Linked DNA regions of Homo sapiens: regions 1 and 3 are each linked to region 2. Evidence: chromatin contacts called from ENCODE Hi-C or POLR2A ChIA-PET data. All regions are on one chromosome and are shown on one strand. The core of a region is the stretch at or near the end of the contact, and the rest is flanking DNA. Distances in the headings are between cores, read along the strand shown.

Evidence for each region. Hi-C counts contacts between places; a loop is a spot of excess contacts on that map. ChIA-PET counts read pairs that join two places held with the same protein, here RNA polymerase II (POLR2A). Pooled maps may share reads with other maps.
Region 1: a loop to region 2 is called in a map of mammary epithelial cell, with 17 times the contacts of the local background. The contact joins the enhancer-like site here to the promoter of FARSB in region 2. A Hi-C loop is called at or near these places in 1 of 168 maps with a recorded cell type or tissue (mammary epithelial cell) and 1 of 50 pooled maps. POLR2A ChIA-PET finds 5 or more read pairs at or near these places in 1 of 52 experiments (activated CD4-positive, alpha-beta T cell).
Region 3: a loop to region 2 is called in a map with no recorded cell type, with 3 times the contacts of the local background. The contact joins the enhancer-like site here to the promoter of FARSB in region 2. A Hi-C loop is called at or near these places in 1 of 37 single-sample maps with no recorded cell type and 1 of 50 pooled maps. POLR2A ChIA-PET finds 5 or more read pairs at or near these places in 1 of 52 experiments (activated CD4-positive, alpha-beta T cell).

The regions. Positions count from the first base shown.
Region 1 is chr2:219,687,352-219,691,875 of GRCh38, reverse strand. No RefSeq gene overlaps it. Among named protein-coding and RNA genes, the nearest start is that of LINC02832, 40 kb to the left of the region's middle. RefSeq lists enhancers at 3,018-3,581, 2,702-3,901, 3,582-4,145. Within about 2 kb of position 2,040, at least 11 of the 41 ENCODE cell types and tissues checked have a DNase peak (open chromatin) inside an H3K27ac peak, as active enhancers do; they include mammary epithelial cell, where a contact is called at or near this core.
Region 2 is chr2:222,654,494-222,659,107 of GRCh38, reverse strand. It overlaps FARSB (phenylalanyl-tRNA synthetase subunit beta), which reads left to right and starts at 3,016. Exons shown (of 17, transcript NM_005687.5): 1 at 3,016-3,092. The coding sequence starts at 3,035. It overlaps LOC124907985 (a long non-coding RNA gene), which reads right to left and starts at 2,675. Exons shown (of 2, transcript XR_007088095.1): 1 at 2,597-2,675. RefSeq lists a silencer at 2,593-2,789 and an enhancer at 2,906-2,955.
Region 3 is chr2:225,024,665-225,029,067 of GRCh38, reverse strand. The region is part of intron 1 of DOCK10 (dedicator of cytokinesis 10); the gene reads left to right. Among named protein-coding and RNA genes, the nearest start is that of DOCK10, 16 kb to the left of the region's middle. Within about 2 kb of position 2,692, at least 5 of the 41 ENCODE cell types and tissues checked have a DNase peak (open chromatin) inside an H3K27ac peak, as active enhancers do.

The DNA of each region.
Region 1 (4,524 bases), core at 791-3,290, 3.0 Mb after region 2:
TATCACAAAGCCAGCACTGAATATGGCTGCACAGTGCTCACTGGAGGTCATGAAGGAGAATGAGCTATTAGTCTGTATTAAGGAGCGAACACCATGGTAATGGCGAACTAGTGTGTAATACAAATGCGGGCGGCCCGACCTTGACTGCCGTTCAGTGCTGGGCCCTCCATCTCAAAAGGAAATAGACGAGGCAACAGGAGGGCCACAGGGTGATTAGTGTATCAGTGAGGGCTCAGAACCTCTAAATGAGGAAAGGTTTAATTATACAGGCAGCTAATTAGGAAGAAAAGAGGAGAAAACGGACAGAGGTGTGTACATGAAAAGATGAGGATTCAGGGGTGACTGAGTGAGGCCCCAAAGGTTCTAAATGAGACTTTTACAAAACACATCCATAAGGTTGTTTTTGAAAGAAAATTTTCAGTAGATCAACAAATTCTTTGGAGGAAATAAAGGGCTGGGCTCCACAGAGCAGTTCTAAACATCTAAATAAATATGCGCCTGTTTGGAATTGACCAGAAATTTTAACCGGTTATGAACTATGTTTTATCCAGGAAACTGGATAGAATAGAGTCGTGAATTCAGCTGTTTGTGACTGTTAGAAAAGACTGCCATAGCTAGAAAGGAATAACGGGATACTCAGACGAGGGTCAGCAAACGATGGCCCTCGGGCCACTTCCAGCCTGTTGTCTGTTTTTATACTGTCAGCAAGTTAAGAATGATTTTCCATTTCAAAGCGGTTGAAAAAACTCAAAAGGAGAGTACTATTTCAAGACACATGAAAATTATATTCATGTTCATGAAATTTTATTGGAACACAGTCACATCCTTTCGCTTTTGCACCAAGACAACAGAACTGAGGAGCTGCGACAGAGACTGTATTGAGCCACAAGTCTAAAATATTTACTTTCTAAACAGGGCATGGTGACTCACGCCTCTAATCCCAGCACTTTGGGAGGCCCTGGTGGGCGGATCACCTGAGGTCAGGAGTTCGAGACCAGCCTGGCCAACATGGAGAAATCCCATCTCTACTAAAAATCAAAAATTGGCCAGGAGTGCTGGCGCACGCCTGTAGTCCCAACTACTTGGGAGGTTGAGGCAGCAGAATTGCTTGGGAGGTGGAGGTTGCAGTGAGCCAAGATTGCACCACTGCACTCCAGCCTGGGCAACAAAGCCAGACTCTGTCTCTAAATAAATTGATTAATTAATTTAATCAAATATTTACTTTCTGGTCCTTTTCAGAGAAAAATCTGCCCACCTCCACTCTAAGGTGTTGTGTGTTAAATATTTCCATTGTGGCCAGAGACCCACACAATCAGCAAGTGCTACCATTCCCATGCCTGGTATCAGGGGACCACGTAAGTAAGCCTCTTGCTAGGGTCCCCCGCCTGGGCCCCAGGCTCAAAGGAATGCAGGTAAAGTGACCGGAGGAAGCTCCTGCACTAGCAAAGAGGGCCACATACCACAGCAGATCCCAGTCGGGGCCGCCCAGCGGCCTGCTGGCCTCCTAGAGAGGCTCCCTAGCAACATGGAGTCAGCGTGCTCGGAACCCTTGACTTCACAGAAGCATTAGGTGAGCGCTCAAGGGCTTTTTGTGCACCAGAGGCAGTAAAATGCCATGTTTGCCAACATGTGAAATGCGCGGGGATATCAGATACATCTCAATTTTTCAGAAAGTTTTTTGGAAAAATAAAGACTAAGCTGTAAGGGAAATATTTTATTCCTATAAATATAGTACACAGGATTGTGACTCCATTAAAAAATAGTACGGTTTTGATACACAGTCTAGTATCCCTAAAAACAAGAATAAAATCACAGAGCTAAAAAGAAATATCTTGGTATTTAGGAATATGAGTTGCAGTGAAAAAATACTTAAATTCATAACATAGGGGAGTTACTCAAATTCCATATTCATCTGTGTGGTCTCTGGTTTTTGTTTTGTTTTTTGATAAGGGGATGAAAAGCGCTCACATTTGCAAAATGTATGTTGCCATCTTCTGCCACTAGGGGGTAGCATGCCCCATTATTTTACCTCTTTCTCAGCCTTCCAGCTGTGCCTGATACCAAAGCGTAAGACTGACAAGAAAACTTGTGTATATAATAAACGATTAGATATCGTACAATGCCATATATTTGATATATGTTATGTGTATAGTATTATGTAATACGTAATATATCTTATGTTGTAACATATACATTATTCATATATAAAGTATAAAATTTTATTTTGCATATATAATCCATCATTTGGGAAAAGCGGGGAATGTATCCTATATACCAGTAAACACAGCAAGCCTCACTAGTGCACAAAAAATCTAGTCGGAGTTCACCTGCTTCTATTAAAAGATTGAGGGCAGCTCTGCTTGATGTTAAAGGAGGGATTAGGGCTATTAGGATCTTCCCAGTGGAAAGCTCCAGAAAGTTTGGACCACCTAGAAGGCTGCGTGGTCACCGACCGGCTTGTGGAAGGAGAGGGAGGACGGGAGTCATGGGATGTACAGACTCAGTAGCCAAGGAATCTGAGAGATGCCCAATCTAACTCAGAAGCCAAGAGGCCGGAGCACCGCAAGGGCACAGGGAGCCCTGGAGCCTGAGGGAGAGTCCAGAGCTGCAGGCAAAGCCGTGTCAAGAGTCCAGGCTTAGAAACAGCCGCAAACCAACGCTCCAAATAGCTCAATGCGTCACATAGTCGGAATCTCAAAAATGTGACTTTAAGTTCATTTCCAAAATAAGACAAGGAGTGGCAGAAGGGAGATTCAAATTCCAACCTGTTCAGACATTCTAAAACATAAAACCCTGAATGTTTGGGGGCAATTAATCCAGAAAACATCTCAGTCAGCTTCTAACATCTGCCGCTGGAGCGAGGATGGAAAGCACTGGAAATGAAGGGCTTTCCTGGATCTGGGAATCTGGGTGCGCAGGCCAGTTCCCAACGCGCATGTGAACATCGCTTTTCTGCAGTCAGGACTAAAGCTGCCTTCCACATGGTCCACGTACATGAGGTCCGCACACATGAAATGTCTTTGTGCTGCTTCTCAGCATACATCATACTTTTCCCATGAATCATTTAAGACCAAAAAAAAAAAATACCTATGAGATAGGTATTAATATCATACCCACTGTACAGATTAAGAAACAGACACAGAGAGCTTAAGCAACTTGCCCAAGGTCACAACAGTGAGTGACGGTGCCGGGAGTTAACACAGAAAACTCTTTGTATTAGTCTGTTTTCATACTGCTATAAAGAACTTCCCGAGAATGAGTAATTTATAAAGGAAGGAGGTTTAATTGACTCACCGTGCAGCATGGCTGGGGAGGCCTCTGGAAATTTACAATCACGGCAGAAGGTGAGGGGGAAGCAAGGCACCTTCTTCACAAGGTGGGAGGAAGAAGGGCCGAATGAAGGGGGAAGAGCCCCTTATGAAACCATCAGATCTCGTGAGAACTCACTCCCTGTCACGAGAACAGCATGGGGGAAACCACTCCGTGGTTTAATTACCTCCACCTGGTCTCTCTCTTGACCTGTGAGGATGACGGGGTTTGCAATTCAAGATGAGATTTAGGTGGGGACACAAAGCCTAACCATATCACTCTTCTTGCTTCAGAATTGCCTGTTCTTTCTGCTACATTTGCTGCCTCCAAAAAAAGTATTTCTCTGAGCCAAGAAGTGTATAAAAAGGCAAGCTTCAATGAGCACAATAGATTTGTACACATCAGAGGCATTCGAACCAGAGTGACTCCATTTTGAACAGTGGCTGGGTGAAATGAGGCTGAGACCTGCTGGGCTGCATTCCCAAGAGGTTAGGTAATCTTAGTCACAGGATGAGATAGGAGGTTACGCCGGGCGCGGTGGCTCACACCTGTAACCCCAGCACTTTGGAAAGCCGAGGTGGGCGGATCACGAGGTCAGAAGATCGAGACCATCCTGGCTAACACGGTGAAACCTCGTCTCTACTAAAAGTACAAAAAATTAGCTGGGCATGGTGGCGGGCGCCTGTAGTCCCAGCTACTCGGGAGGCTGAGGCAAGAGAATGGCATGAACCCAGGAGGCGGAGCTTGCAGTGAGCCGAGATTGCGCCACTGCACTCCAGTAGTCTGGACAACAGTGCAAGACTCCGTCTCAAAAAAAAAAAAAAAAAAAGACAGGAGGTTGGCAGGACCATTATCACAAGATACAGGTCACAAAAACCCTACTGATAAAACAGGATGCAGTAAAGAAGCTGGACAAAACCTGCCAAAATCAAGATGGTGACAAAAGTGGCCTCTGGTCATCATCACTGCTCATTGTACACTACTTATACATAAGCATGCTAAAAGACACTCCCACCAGCACCATGACAGCTTATAAATGCCATGGCAAACTCTGGAAGTTACCCTATATGGTCTAAAAGGAAAGGAATCCTTAGTTCTAGGAAATCCTCCCACCCCCCGCCTTTCCCAGAAAACTCATGAATAATCCACCCCTTGTTTAGCATATGATCAAGAAGTAACCATAAAAATAGCCAGCCAGCAGCCCTCGGGTCTGCT
Region 2 (4,614 bases), core at 1,767-4,266:
TGCTGGGTAGTAGGATATGGACATGCCCCATTTTTCTAGGTAAGGCCATATTTTCCAAAGAGGTTATATCAATTTATACTCCCAAATTCTTGCCAAGATCTGATTTTTTTCAGACTTTAAGACTTCTAGCAGTCTCCTAGGTATAAACATGTATGTCCTTATAATTTTTATTTGCATCTCCTTAATTTCTGCTGAGCTGAGAGTTTTTCCATGCCTTTTGTCCAGCTCGTCTTTCCTTCCTAGGAAATGCTGCCACCTCATTCCTGCTTTCAGTCTGGCCCCAAAGTTAGATGAAAGAAGCATGTACCTACATTTTGTGATATACGATCTCATCATTTTCCATGTACCTTTCCTTTCAGTTAGCTAATGCCATTTGTGATGAGCCCTAGTGGCCTAGTTTCCTCTTTTCCATTAGAATCTTCTAACAGTTTAGCTTCTCACAGAGAAGGGACAGAGTACCTGTAACATGTGCAATGATAAAAAGTAGGATAGGTCAGTTGGGGGATGTGAGAGATGGGAACAAAATGCCCCTTGGTGGTCTGAGACTAGCAGAAAACTAACTAGGAGGATTAAAAAAAATGACAGTTGCCCCATTTCCAGGACCTCTGACATGATAAGAACTATACTAGTTATTTATGAGTATTATTTCAAATTCTTACAATAATTCTTTTTTAGTTTTTAAGACAAGGTCTCACTTTGTCACCCAGGCTGGAGTGCTGTGGCGCGATCACAGCTCACCACAGCCTCAACCTCCCGGGCTCAAGTGATCCGCGTAGATGGGATCATAGGTGTGTTGCCGCCATGCCTGGCTAATTTTTCTTTTTGTTTAGAGATGGGGTCCAACTCTGTTGCCCACGCTGGTTTTGAAATCCTGGGCTCAAGTAATCCTCCCACCTCGGCCTCCCAAAGTGCTGGAATTACAGATATGGGACACAATAATTCTTTAAGGTGTATATTATTATCCCTATTTTATGGATGAGGAAACTGAGGTTCAGAGGCCACAGAACACTTTGGAGTGCCCAAAGCAGAGCAGGTCAGCAGGAAGTCCTTTGGTTATTTATTATTACTATTTTGTTGTTGTTGTTGTTATTGCTTTTAAGACAGAGTCTTGCTCTGTCACCCAGGCTGGAGTGCAGTGGCGTGATCTTGGCTCACTGCAACCTCTGCCTCCTGGGTTAAAGTGATTCTCAGTCCTCAGCCTCCCCAGTAGCTGGGATTACAAGTGCCCACCACCACACCCAGCTAATTTTTGTAATTTTAGTAGAGATGGGGTTTTATCATGTTGGCCAGGCTGGTTTCCAACTCTTGACCTCAAGTGATCTGCCCACTTCAGCCTCCCAAAGTGTTGGTATTACAAGTGTGAGCCATCATGCCTGGCACTAGTCCTTTGCTTATTAATTGAGCAGAAAGCACCAATTTTAGGTGGAAAGCTGTATTTTGCATTGGGGATGTTTGCCATTTATGGGGTGTTGCCAATCTGTTATGTTGGTCACTGGGAAGGGACTGCCTTCCCATGGAGGGGAGCTAATACTGTATAGTGAAAAACTGCTTGATTAATAGTTAGGGTGGCTTACATCTGGCTCAGCTTTTCTCCCCTCATGTGAAGGACTTTGGAAGAAGCCCTCACTCACTGTACAGTAGAAAGGATTAGGGCAAGGCTCCCCCTGGAACTGCCAGTTTGTGCCTTAGTTTCATTACCTGTAAAACAGGGATAATGGTACCTATCTTGATGTATTAGTTTCCCTTGGCTGCTGAAACAAATTACCACGAACTTGCTGACTTAAACCATAAATTTATGCTCTCACAGTTCTGGAGGCCAGAAACCCAAAATCAGTTTCACTGGGCCCAAATCAGCATGCATTATAGGGCTGCCCCATGGGCTGGGCGTGAATCTGTCCTTGTCTCTGTTTATTTCAGGGATACATGTGCAGGATGTGAAGGTTTGTTACATAGGTAAATGTATGCCATGGTGGTTTGCTGCCCAGATCATCCCATCACCTAAGTATTAAGCCCAGCATCTATTAGCTATTCTTGATGCTCCCCGCTCCTCCACCCCCTCACCCCCAGTGTGTGCTTGTCTCTTTGTTTCTGGTGGCTGCTGGCATCCTTGGGTTGTGGCTGCCATACTCCAATCTCTGCCACCGTGGCTAAATCGTCTCTCTCAACCTCCCTTTTATGATTTGATGAGGATACTGTGATTCCATTTAGTGTTCGTCTTTCGAATCCAGGATAATCTTCATCTCAAAATCCTTAACTTAACCTGCAAAGACGCTGTTTCCATATAAAGTTACATTTAGAGGTTGCAGGGATTAGGGTCTGATATTATTGGGGGCCGTTATTCAGCCTATTACACTCAGGGTTGTTTTAAGGAGGAAATTTAATGCTGGCAGAGGGCTGAGCACAGCCCACTGACAGCAGAGAGCACTGAGCAAATAGACAAAAAAAGAGGTCTCTTACAATGCCTCCCTTATAGGGCTGCCGTAAAGTTCAAACAAAGCACAGGTATATCACTTATACGAGTAGAGGAGAGATTAAAGAATGAAGTAAAAACTGAGGTCTGTTAACAGCCCCTCTCCCGCCGCCAGGATTTGCACACCTTTCTCTGCAGGAAGCCTTGAACCCTCTCCACTCGCATTTCCACCACCTCCAGGCAAGATCTCCCACGTGGAGGCCCCACCCCCTCCCTGACGCGCCCCACTCTCGCCCCGCCCACCTGGTGGGCGTCCCCGGCCGTTAGCGCCCTGGAAGCATCCGGGACTTCAGGGTCAGTACATTACAATGCCTGACAAATCCTAGCCAGTTCTATCAAATTATATCTTTCTTACAGGCTTTTAAGCTATTAGTCTCATAAAGATACATTTAATCAGCGAGGTAATGGCATGATGAGTGTTTTTAGGTTAAAAAGAGAACAGGAACTGTTGCCAGCAGAATGGCGATATTCAAGACAACACGCACAAGAAGAGGCGGGTCCTACGCGCTTCGCTAGGGAAGCCCGGGTCAGCTCGCTGCGCAGGCGCAGTGAGTTCGACACACCATGCCGACTGTCAGCGTGAAGCGTGATCTGCTCTTCCAAGCCCTGGGCCGCACCTACAGTGAGTGGCGGCCCTATACGTTGGGCCCTACGCCTCTTCTCGGAGGCAGGGCCTCCCTCCAAAAGGGCAATGTGGCGACATTCATGCCTTCCTGAAGGTTTTGGCTCCGGGAGGCCGGGGTTTACGCGGGAAGGCCGATGATGGTGGCGGTCCGGCTGGGCTGTGGTAGCCTCGGAACCGGCATCGCAGCGGTGCCACTGCTTGTGCCCGGCTTGCCGTGTCATTCATTCAGCGATCTGCCATCGAGTGCCTACAGCGTGCCTGGCACCGACATCCAAGCCAGGGGATAGAACAGGAAGGAAACCCGGGGTTGCATCCCGAGCGTAGCCAGTTAATTGCAATAGCAGCGCTGTGGGAACTCAGTTTATAAGGGGGTAGGAGGAGAGATTTGTGCAGCGGGGTGGAGAACGGCATTCCACCTGTCTTCGTTTTATTAATGTTTCCTGAGCGCCTGTTATGTGTCAGGCACTGTTCTAAGAGCTTAGGACTAGAGCTGTGCACACGACACGTCAGGTCCACGTTCTGTCTGATGGAGGCAGACAATTAACCAGCACGTTAATAAAATGATTTCGGATAATGTTAAATGCCATCAAGGAAAGAAAAGGTGTTGTGCCAAGAACAACTTTAGATAGGGTGGTAACATTTGATCTGAGACCTGAATGGGGAGTATTAAATGGGTGTAGACTTCATTCTACATTTCATCTTTTAATCAGTTCTAAAAACACAACCATTGAAAAAAAGGAGGGAGATATTAAATGCAGTTATCAGTTACCTCACAGCCGTAGCAGCTGCCCCACCCTATTTTTTTTTTTATTTTTATTTTTTGAGACGGAGTCTGCACTCCCAGGCTGGAGTGCAGTGGCGCGATCTCGGCTGACAGCAACCTCCGTCTCCCTGTTCAAGCAATTTTCTGCCTCAGCCTCCCGAGTAGCTGGGATTACAGGCGTCCGCCATCGCGCCCGAGTAATTTTTTTGTATTTTTAGAGAGACCAGGTTTCACCATCTTGGCCAGGCTGGTCTTAAACTCCTGACCTCGTGATCCACCTGCCGCGGCCTCCCAAAATGCTGGGATTACAGGCGTGAGCCACCGCGCCCGGCCCCCACCCCATAATTTTTAGCTTGTATAAAGGCTGGACCAACTGGTTCGTGAGAGCTGTTTTTTTTGTTTTTAGGGCTCAGTGTGTTAACAAAGGCCTAATTGGTTTAATGACAGCCACCGCTTCCCAGAATAAGATTACTGTTACAGTGAAAATAAAGCTGGCTTTTAAGAATCTTTCCTAAGTGTGTACTTTTAGATAGTACCTATTCTCTATGTGATATTCTTCGTAAGTTCTGCCATAAGTCCCTGAAAGTAAAGGAAATACAAGGGTATTGTATTACTCTTACCCTTTGTACTTGGCTCTAATCGCCTAATCGCTTTATTTTATAATGAGCTTATTTATATTTCTTACCTGCCCTTCTAAACCATATTCTCACTAATGGGATGTGGTACAGGTTAATAATTCCTTATCCAAAATGCTTG
Region 3 (4,403 bases), core at 1,443-3,942, 2.4 Mb before region 2:
CCTTCAGCCCAGTGCACCATCTGTAATACACGTAATTTCATATCATAAGATGGAAATCTAGAATATATTTCCATGGGGCTGTCCAGTAAAAGTGAATGAGCCTTAAACCCAATAGAGCACTACCTTTAAAGATGTTTAAATAGTACACATTCGCTTAACCTGGGCACACACGCCTGGTTTACTTCTTGAATATGTGATGTCTGTGACACCTGTTGTTTGCTGAGACTCTGTCCAGGTGTTTCAAAAATGTGACCTATGCTTGGCAGCCAGTTGAAAATGTGTTCCTCTAGTTCATGAGCACAGGGAAAGGCCCACTTGTGCCCCTGGGCCTGAGCTGTTTTCGTAAGCTGACATTATGCCAAAAGTCTAGTGATCAGAATTACTGCATGTGCTGTCTCAGTGCCCTCAATGATCAGAATTTGACTGGGTCTGGGCTGCTGTGACTTTGCAGAGATACAAAGGATCTTAATAGATTTCTGTTGCTGCAATAACAGACTATATAAACTTAGCGCTTAAACAGCATCTGTGTATTATCCTACCGTAGTGTAGGTGAGAAGTCTGGTGAGGGTCTCACCAGGCTAAAATCAAGGTATCAGCAAGGCTGTGACCCTTTGTGGAGCTCTAGAGGAAAATTTGTCTCATGCTTACTTGGGCTGTTGGCAGAATTCAGTTCCTTGAGACTGTAGGGCCGAGGTCCCCATTTTCTTGCTGGATACAAACTGAGGTCTATTGCCAGCTTCTAGAGGCCCCCACATTGCTTAAACCTGGCCTCCTTCCTTCATCTTCAAAGCCAGTGGTGATGGCTCAAGTTCTTCACATGTTGCGCCCCTCGGACCCACGCTTCTGCTTTCCTCTCCCACTGAAGGACTGGTGATTGGATTGGGCCACCTAGATAATCCAGGACAATCTCCCATCTGCAGGTCTTCCATCTTAATCATATTTGCAAAGTCCCCTTTTCCATGGAAATGAGTATATTTATAGGTTCTGTGGATTAGGGTGTGGACATCTTTGTGGGGCCTATTATAAAAATGCTCAGAAAGTGCATTAAAAGATTAAAAGGACTAACTCTTCCCGAGGCACTGCTTTCTGATCCTAAAACAAAGCGGAAGGAACTATCTTTTATAGAATACCAGAGACAGTTCTTAAATCTAACCCTCTGCTTATGTGGCTTTGATTAAGTTAATAGACCTTAGCTTTTATCCTTGTAAAATTAGTAGACACAAAATTCTTATGAGGATTGTGTTAGTCTGTTCTCCCACTGCTATAAAGAAATACCTGAGACTGGGTACTTTGTAAAGAAAAGAGGTTTAATTGGCTCACATACAGTTCCACAGGCTATACAGGAAGCATGGTGGCATCTGCTTCTGGGGAGACCTTGGGGAGCTTTTAATCATGGAGGAAGGCAAAGGGGAAGTGGGGCGTCTTACATGGCAGGAGCAGGAGAAGGAGAGAGAGGGAGGGGGCACTACACACTTTTAAACAACCATATCCCTGTGAGACTCACTATCATGACCACAGTACCAGGGCGGATGGTGTTAAACCATGAGAAACCGATCCCATGATGCAATCACTTCCCACGAGGCCCCACCTCCAACACTGGGGGTTACAATTTGATATGAGAATTGGGTGGGGACATAGATCCAAACCATCTCAAGGATCAAGTGATAACATGCTTCAGAGTTTTGAAGCTACATCCGTGTTCATTATTACAGTGGTCATCGGGCCAAGGAGAGTGCTGTCCAGTTGCCTCTGTGCTCCTGTGCCTGGGCGTGAACATCTCAGAATGATCTCACTGTGATTCAGTAGACCCTAGACTGTCACGAAAGGTGACTAGTGGGGCCTGGTCTGGGTGTGCAGGCGAGGTCTGTGTAGGGCTTTGTCTCTGACCAGGCCTCATCATTTTGTTTAGGTGAGAATACATTTCATCCATGACGGATCTCAGACCTACAAGGCTCTGTACTTCTTTCTCCATATATTCCCTAGTACTGTGTACTGAGGAGCCTGTGGGAAGAACCACGTGCTCTATGTACGGGGCCTGACAAGCTGACTATAAGTTGTGTATGGGGACTCAATCATCACTACTCTGAAAGATAGTCTGAACCATTTAACACAGGCATTTGATTCAAAAAGACATCTTTGATTCATCAATAAACAGAGATTCACTATATATCTGGTCACAGAAGAGTGGATCAAGTATTATTCAATATATTTTCAATCCATGGAACAATTTGAGGAAAAATGGGCTTTTAATGTTAGGATGTACAAGGGATCTAATCTTAGACCCCCTTCTCTCTGCCTTCCCCACAAAACCCCCCCTAGGTGATTTCACCCTTTCACACATCTCTGAGCTCTGCCCATTGATATCTCTGTCCTGAAGTTCCTCAATTACTTCAAACTCAACAGGATCCAGATCTAACACAGTTTCTTGCTTCATAAATCTGCTTTTCTTATTTCCTGAGTTGTATACCTCAGTGGATCCAGGAAATCTCAAACTAAAACCATGCTCAATTATTTCCACCCCTGGCCACTCCACATCAGTTCATGCTCCAAGTACTGGCAAGGCTACCTCCTAAATATTTCAGACAGCTCCCTGACCTTAGTGATTTATGTAAGTCACTCAGTATTTCTTCCCCAGACAGTGTTTTGCAATGTCCTTGTGGTTTCCTTCCAGCCTTCTCACTAGTTGTCTTCCTGTCTCTCCCCAGGCAACTATCCACCCTCCATTCTGCCTGCATCTTGTGAACACACAGCTTTGATCATGATATAGCCCTGCCAGAATGCTGCTAATGTTCTTGATTATTGCCCTCAGAGGATTACATCTCACTTGGTTTCAGCCTACCTTTCTGGCATCTAGCTTCACTTTCTAGTATTCTCTTTCCTCCAACCTTTGCCACACTTCAGCCACTCAAGCTTCTGGGCATTACCCAAGGATGCCACTCAGGCCCGTGCCACCAGCTACCCAGAGGACACTTCCTTTTTTCTCTTCTTGTTCGGCTCCTGCTTGCCTTTCAAGACCCAACTAATTTGCCCCTCTTCTGTTACCCTCTTCTGAGTCCACAGGCAGACTTAGTCTCTTCCTCTTCTGTATTTCCATAACACTTCTTGAATACCTTAATTAATTTTTATTGTAATTATTTAGTTATTATCTCATTGCTTCCAGACAGAGAGTTTTATAATAGCTTCATAAATGATTCTTGGTTAGATGGATGGATAGATGTATATGCATATGTATGGTTTTTAAAAAATGTTCTAACCATAACTTGTCAATTTTGAAAGGGTAATGCATTGCAAATATTGTAGTAAAAGGGGAGCAGTATGGCATTATCCTCCTTTTTTTTTAACTGAAGGGCTTTGAATATTACCTAGCCTTGGAAACAAGAGCCCAGGCATTTCGGTCCAATGCTTCTGAGAAAATGTAACAGGTTCAGGGACTTTTTAAAACTAACCATTTTAATTATTGCCTTTCATGAAATGTGATTGTGAGGAAAATTGCATTCTAGGCCCATGATTTCTTTATTTTTTAAAATGCACAACCTATCATTTCTCATTGGAATTTTTAGCTGTTGAACATTTCTACCATTTCTAAATATTTTTTTCTAGTTGTGGTGAGTCATATTAGATTGTGCATTAGATTTTTTCTGAATTATCCAGTTTGCTGAGGGAAATATGGAGACATATTAAAATGTCCCATTGCTAGCATGGAACACCTTGGATCTAGGAGTTTCGAACTCCAGTGTCCTCTTACTGCCTGGGTCAAAGGCCCAGGGACCACCTTCAAGTACCCCTTATGCAACATCTTCCTTTAAGCCACAGCCCTTTAATTTGGTCTTTCTCCTGCCTACAGGACTCCTTCACGATTCTTACTCAGAATTCTTCTCACTCGATATCTCCTCAAGAATCCTTCCCTGATCTCCACCAAAGCCCAGAGAGCTTGCATTGCACTGGGCACCTGCTTAATGTGGCAAATACTTGTTTTCTACTTTTTCTATAAATGAGTTCCTAGAACGTTTATTTACTCCTTAAAGAATACAAATAAAATTAATTTTATGAAATACACATGACCAATACCTTTGCAGACCTCCGTCAGCTTCTCCCTTTCCCAAGTTCATCCCTTCCCTGTGGTAACCATGAATCAAAATGTTTTTTTGATTTTTTTTTCTTTTTCTTTTTTTTCTTTTTGAAACAGAGTTTCATTGGTTGCTCACAGTGGAGCACAGTAGCGTGATCTCAGCTCATGCAACCTCCACCTCCCTGGTTAAAGCAATTCTTGTGCCTCAGCCTCCTGAGTAGCTGGGATTACAGGCATGTGCCACTATGCCCGGCTAAATTTTTTTTTTTTTGTATTTTTAGTAGAAATGGGGTTTTGCCATGTTGGCCAGGCTGGTCTCAAACTCCTGGCATCC